2 separate regions of the Mus musculus genome follow, and region 1 is linked to region 2. The links are chromatin contacts, found by Hi-C or POLR2A ChIA-PET in ENCODE. All regions are on one chromosome and are shown on one strand. The core of a region is the stretch at or near the end of the contact, and the rest is flanking DNA. Distances in the headings are between cores, read along the strand shown. Region 1 holds the start of N4bp2 (NEDD4 binding protein 2). Region 2 has its middle 26 kb from the start of Pds5a.

What was found. A loop is a pair of places that touch in the nucleus more often than their neighbours do. ChIA-PET counts read pairs that join two places held with the same protein, here RNA polymerase II (POLR2A).
Region 1: a map of heart shows a loop between it and region 2 (5-fold over the local background). The contact joins the promoter of N4bp2 here to the enhancer-like site in region 2. A Hi-C loop is called at or near these places in 9 of 37 maps with a recorded cell type or tissue (gastrocnemius, heart, left cerebral cortex and 1 more). POLR2A ChIA-PET finds 5 or more read pairs at or near these places in 5 of 5 experiments (Patski and embryonic stem cell).

The regions. Positions count from the first base shown.
Region 1 is chr5:65,761,411-65,764,933 of GRCm38, reverse strand. N4bp2 (NEDD4 binding protein 2) reads right to left here and starts at 1,413. Exons shown (of 20, transcript NM_001024917.1): 1 at 1,344-1,413.
Region 2 is chr5:65,722,970-65,726,210 of GRCm38, reverse strand. No RefSeq gene overlaps it. Among named protein-coding and RNA genes, the nearest start is that of Pds5a, 26 kb to the right of the region's middle. Within about 2 kb of position 1,515, at least 1 of the 3 ENCODE cell types and tissues checked has a DNase peak (open chromatin) inside an H3K27ac peak, as active enhancers do; it is heart, where a contact is called at or near this core.

The sequences.
Region 1 (3,523 bases), core at 164-2,663, 39 kb before region 2:
GTTAAAAAAAAAATTCTTCCCGCTCTCTTTTTGGGGCAGGAATAAAGAAAGTGTTGTAACCAAAAGCGCGAGCGGGATAAACTGCCCCGCGGTCTGACTCCGTCTCTCGAAGCCCGGTTTTCGGAGAGCGAGAGGGAAAGTTACGGATGGGAAGGGGTGAGGGTCGCGGGCGCACCCGCCCGGAGGGAGGCCAGCCTGCCGGTGTGGAGTGAGCTTGCGAGCGAGCGTGCGTGCGTGTGGTTTGGAAGTGAGTAAATAAACAGCTCTACGGGCACTACCAGCCCGGGCAGGCGGCCCAAGTTCCCACAAGGCTCGGCCTGGGAAAACGGCGGGGCGCTCGCAGGGGCGCGAGGTCAAGTCGGGGCGGGAAGGCACCCGGAGAATCCGGGGGCGGGAGGGGTGTGTCGGGGCCTGGAGGCCCGCCAGGCGCTGGAGGAGCTGCCGGGGAAGCTGCCGCGGCGCCCGCCTTCGCTCGGCCTCGGGCCCCGCGCCAGGGCCCGCCTCCCGCGACGCCTCACTCCCCTTCCGCCCGCCCGCCCGCCCGGCCCGTGCCTGCCCGGGGTTGCCGCGTCTCTCGCTCGCCGCCCGCCTCGGGCCCTCCTCCTCTGGGACTCCGCGCTCCCGGGATCCCCTCCCGCTCTTTTCCTCCCCGAGTCCCGCCGCCCGCCTCGCCAACCTCCGCCTTTACCTGCTGCGGGAGCGGGGCGTCGAAGCCCCCGGGCCGTGTCGTCGAGTAAGCGCCGCGGGTCCGCAACCCTTTCCCGCCGCCGCCAGCCACTACGCTCTCCGGCGCGGCGCGGCGCGGCGCGGGGCTGGCGAGCAGCTGTGTCCGCGGGGCGGGGGTGGGGGAGACGCAGCGAGCGTGCGGAGCGAGGACACACTGCCGCTCTCCGTCCGACCGGGGAAGAGCAGCCGCGCAGGAGCCCGCCGCGAGAGGGCGGGTGGGCGGCCGCGTGGGGAGGGGTCTCGCGGCCGCCGCAATGGCTGCCACGTAGCCAGGTGGATCTCCGCCCCCGCCCCGGGGCCGCGACCTCTGCTGCTCCGCACACCCCCCACCCACCCACCCCGGGCTCTCCAGGATGCGTCGGCCCGCGCCCGCCACGGCGCCGGCCCGGAGACCCGAGCCCACCGGTGCTGGCGCCTCGCTGGCTCCGTTACGAGAAGTGAGTCCCGGGCCTGGCGGGAGGCGCAGCCCGGGACCCGCGGGGCCCCCCGAGGCTCTCCCGGAAGCTTGCGGCCCGCCGCTGTCCCCCGAGGGCTCCGGGGAAAGGCAGGCGCTGGGACCCCCCCTACTGCTGCCCGTGTAAGCGCCCCGGTGAGCCGCGGCCGGGTCTAACCCTCACCTCTCTCCCGAGCCCGAAAAGCAAAACAAGGTCGTTCTGGCCCTGGGCAGCGAGGGAGGAACTAGGAGCTGGGGCGGGCGGGACTGCAGCTGCGAGGTCGGCGGGGCGAGGCGATGGGCCCCGCGCTGTCCCCCACGGGGGCCCGCTCACTCGGGGCGGACGGGCGGCGGCGCCCCGCGGGAACAAAGGGCCCCGCGGCCCCAGCAACCGGGACGGAGGCTGCCGGGATCCAGCCCGCGCCGCCAACGTGCGGTCGGAACCCGCTGGCCTGAGCCCAAAAGAGCTGCGGCCTTTGCCAGTGTGGAGCTGGAGTTTTCAGGTGCCAAGAAAAAGCAACAGTGTTCCCTTTCCCTGTTAACGATCCTGGATGATTAGCCCGTCCCCTAAGCCCGCTCCATGTTTTTCCTTGTTGGACTCTGACTTCCTTGCTTAATTTGTTCTGTCCTGACATGAAACGATCAGAGTACAAAAGTGTGTGTCTCTCTCTAGCCTTCTGATTAATGATGCTACTGGTCGTTTCGGAGTTTTTAGTTTTGTTCTTTTTGTTTTTGTGTCTGTTTTCTCCTGGACTTTCCTCTCTCTTTGCAATTACTTTGTATTTTTCACTGCCCCCCCCCCCCGTAGTAAAATAACCTCTTGATATTCATCCACATCAGAGAGACAGATTATCTGTCAATTGTTATGGCAATTATTTAAACTGAATGTAGATTTGGAAAGAATACAAGTGAAAAAAATCCCTTTAGATCTGGCTTGAACATTCTCACACTCAATGAGCAAATGGTCTAGTGGGGTTTTTTCTAGAAACTGGTGTATTTAAGCAAAGAAACTAGTGTACTTAAGCAAATAAATGTTCTAATGAAATCTCCCACACAGAAAAGAATATGAATGGATGTGTTTTTTATTTTCTTTGTCTTTTTAGAGATCTCTTGAGTTTCAGTGTTTAAAAATATATACTATACAAACATCTTTATTAAGGCTTATTCTAAATATGGTAAACAAAAGAAATTTAATAGTCTACAATCCCGAGCGTAAGTAGCTACTGCTGAGAACCTAACATTAATCTGTTTCTAAGCAGCTATTAGGAGCCTAATAACTGTAATATATGCCACTTTTGAAATGAAAGAAACTTAGTAATTATAGACTTCAAACAAACCTAGCAAATTTATATTAATTTTGTTCATCTGAAATATGTTCAACGTGATAATAAAAACTTGTATTTAAGTTCTTGAATTTCTTTTGAACATCTGTTAAGGATTTATCACATCTTAAGTCCAAATAATAAAAGGGGGGAATTCTTAAACATTAGAAAATATATTTCAAGGGACAGCACCACCCAATCTGAATTACTTTTGCTTACTATGTCAAAAGAAAAGTATCAAACCCATAAAATTCTCACAGATGTAAAGAACAAAGCCATCTTTACCAGTGTGCACAATGCCAGGCTTGCTTTATGAATACTTCCAAGGACTCCTCTTTCCTTATTGGCTCACATTCTAAGCCAATAGGAAAAGTACAACACATCTTTCAAAGGAGGAGACAGCATTGGAATAAATGGATTGTTTATCACATTCATTCTCTCTCCAGCTTAGGTCCTGTAGTTTCAAAGGAGACATGTAAGAGTCTGAATTACTGAGTCTCCAGACAGGGGTGCTACTTCTCAGGGGTGCAACTCCACCTCTGCAGTCTTCCAGTTGACTAGAGTATAATTGGTTATAATTAATTGTGTGAAAGTAGTATTTAAAATACCAGATGAATATGTAGAATGGCAAAATGCTACCAGCTAATACTTTTAATAATGAGGTGACTACTCAAATTTTAGTTAAAAAACTGGCCCTTAAAGGAACTAGAGATTTGTAAATGTTTTCAGAACATTTGGAACATATTTATTGTATAAATTATAAAGCTGTTTGTTTATATTTGCATTTGGAGCCTAAGTATGATTTCATTGCCACAAAAAGTAATGTATGGCACCTTTATTTCCCTCTGCTTAATTCTAGATTTTACAGATGTATGATCTCTTACTGGATTACCAACTCCTGGAAGATAGGTTGTTTCCTGCTCAGCCTTGTATTCCTCACTGCCAAATTCAGAAACTTGTACAAAAGAAGCAGTGTGCTATGTTAAAGATGGGATAAACAGGGATAGCAAATCAAAAAGTCCATCTGCTTCTCTCCTTAGTT
Region 2 (3,241 bases), core at 266-2,765:
CCCAGGCATGAGAGAATATGCCTTTAATGCTAACCCTGGACAAACAGAGGCAGTCAGATCTCTGCAAGTTCAAGGCCAGCTTGGTCTACATAGCAAGTTCTAGGCCAGCAGGGATGTATATGTATATGTGTATGTGTATGTATATGTATATGTATTGAGATCCTATCTCAAAAATAAGTAAATAAATTAATAGGGAGGGTTTGAATAGATGGCTCAGTAGTAAAGAGTGAATATTGCTCATTTCTCAGCCTCCCCATTAGACAGCTCACAATCACCTGTAATTCTATCTGTATGAAATCTAATACCCAGTGGAACCCCATACTCACGCACATACCTATGTATAGATACATATACATATACCTAATTAAAAATAATAAATATTTTAATTCTTTAAGATTTATTTTATGTGTATGTGTTTTGCCTGCACATATGTACACATACCAAGTGTGTGTCTGGTGCTCCGTGGGCCCATTAGATCTCCTGAATTTAAAGTTACAGATGGTTGTGAGGCAACACGTAGGTGCTCTAATTGAACACAGATCCTCTGCAGGAGCAACAAGTTCTCTTAATCACTGAGCCAGCCATCCAGCCCCATCCTCCCACCCCCAAAATTTTAATGGTAGAAAGTAATTAACTAACTTCAGGCCTCCACACACATACATATGTAATACCACACACAAAATTAAAACTACAAATAGATTAGGGGAAAAAAAAACAAACTTGTGCTTGTTAATCATTTATCAAGGGGAATAGAAACAACGTGGAAAATTTCAGGCAACAAAATCGCTGTAGCTTGTAAATGTATTGTTAGTCAATAAATTCTGACATTGTGGAAAGACACAAACATGGCAGTCTATGGTTGGAACATAGCAGACTCCCAATACCCAGGCTGGCCTCAAACTCTCTCCTGAGAACATGAGCTTCTGGGCCCACCAGTAATGACTTTTGGAACTCCCATGGTGACACTATTAACCTTAGAATCACTTAGTAGGTTGGTATTTAAACTAGCCAGATTCGGGTTTATGTTTTTTTTTTTTGTTTTTTTTTTTCACCGTTACCCAACATCTCTAAAAGCCTTTCTCACACACGTTCCCTGGATCTCTGATGGTATAAACGTGTCTATTCAAACAATTCTTTCTAGCCCAGTATACCTCTTCACAGGTTTCAGTTGCTACCTCACTTTTAGAGGCCTGCTGGGACTTGAATCTGGTTACAGATCTAGAAGCAAAGGGCGGTTACCAGTTACCGGTAGAGGTCGGTCTTGAGATCTGGCCTGCCTATTGCATTGGAAAGAGAGAACAATTTCCTCCGGCTATTCAGGCTAAACAGCACGAGGGTGGCTGTGTGAATGTGTGTTGGGGGTGGGGGGAGTCCCGCCTACAGCACGAGGGTGGCTGTGTGAATGTGTGTTGGGGGTGTCCCGCCTACAGCACGAGGGTGGCTGTGTGAATGTACGTGTTGGGGGAGCAGGGGGGTGGAGTCCCACCGAAGATGCAAAGATCTCTCACTGGCAATGGAGATTCAGCAGACTAGAACAACCCAAAGCCCTGAGCGCCTCCAGGATCTTCCCACCCAGTCTCATTCCTATTTTGTGCAGGAAGTAGGTGCTTGGGGGTGGAGATGGGGGCGGGGGTTAGGGGGAATGACAGAGTTTCTGGAGGTCTCTTTAAAAAACAAGGAGGAAGCAGCTTCAAGAGAACTGGACTGCCTTCCGGCCGGTTTTTTCAGTTCTTTCTCGGTTCCCTGTTGAGCCGTAATTTTACTCCCGGGGAGGGGGCGGGGCGGGGCGAGGGGGGCGGTGTCTATGAGGCGCCAGGGAGCCTATCACTATCCATCTCTTGCTGTCTACCTGTATCTCAGTAGCTTGCTCACTCTAGAGACTAGGTACTGTATCTCATTAGGTGTAAATGTGGTCTATCAGTTTTCTTTAGTCTGTTTTTGTGGTGTTGGGAATTAAACTTAGTACCTCAGAGATGCTAGGTAAATGATCTGCCACTGAGCTACATCCTCAGTCCCGAAATTCACTCTGTAGACCAGGCTGGCCTGGAACTCACAGATTCCCCCTGGCACTCAGGAGGCAGATACAGTTTGTGTTTGTTAGTACTTTGTTCTGTGTTCTTGGACTTAGACTGATGACATTTTTTTGGATATTGGACAGACTAAAAGACAAGTTAGTTACTCTTTGCTTCTCTGCATGACCCACTTGTAGGGACTTTTTGACTTGCAGGTGATCAAAGCAGTAGAGGAGAGAGTCTTTAGGCCAGGATCCTTCAGGCACCCGGACCAAGGGCCCTTTATAGTTACCTAGAAGAATCTAGTGGAGGAGCCCTCCCCCCACACACACACCTAGATAAAAGCCTTTCTTTCTCAAGAGCCACCTCACAGGTTCTGACCATCAGGAAGAAGGAAGAGCAGGAGGAGGGATCCGGACCTAAAATTTTGATCCTCCAAGATCCTTCAACAGCGGACCTGTTACTCTAAGACCCTCCTCCTCCAAATCTCCCTACCCTCGCCCCCAAGGCCTCACCAGTGCCAGTACCATTTCTGGGATCCTCAGCCCATATGAGACCAAGGCCATTGCACCCCCTTTTACTGGAGGGAGGATCAGGAGGAGACCTGAGAACCACCTCCCCTGATACCATGGTGGCTCTCCCATTAAGGGCACATGGGCCTCTGAAAAAGGGCAACCAGGCTATGCAATATTGGCCCTTCTCTTTGGCCAACTTGTACAATTGGAAGGCCTAACCCCCACCCCCACCCCCACCCCCTTTTTCAAAGGGCCAGTTAATCTCTTTGAGACTGTTTTATTTATAATGCAAGGAAGCCAGAAGCCAGAATGAATACCCCCTCAGACATGAGGGCACCATCGATTGACCAGGCTGTCGTGGACAGTGGGCTTTCCCTGACTAGACCTGACTGGGACTTCAATATGGCAAAAGGTAAGGGGCGCCCAAAGATCCACCACCAGACTCCACTGGCAGGTCTCAGGGGCTGCATGATGACCCACAAATTTGACCAGGGTACATGAGGTTAAGCAGAGACCAGATGAGTTGCCCACAACCTTTCTAGAGCAGCTCATGGGGGCATTCGCTAATTTGCACCCTATGACCCCAGCAGCATCTTTGTCACAAAGCTACTGTGACAATGGCTTTTATAGACCAGGCTAGAAGAGACAACAGGAAAAAGCTTCAGAGGCTAGAGGGATGACAGGATAAGCTCTTGAGGGATTTAGTGCAGGTTG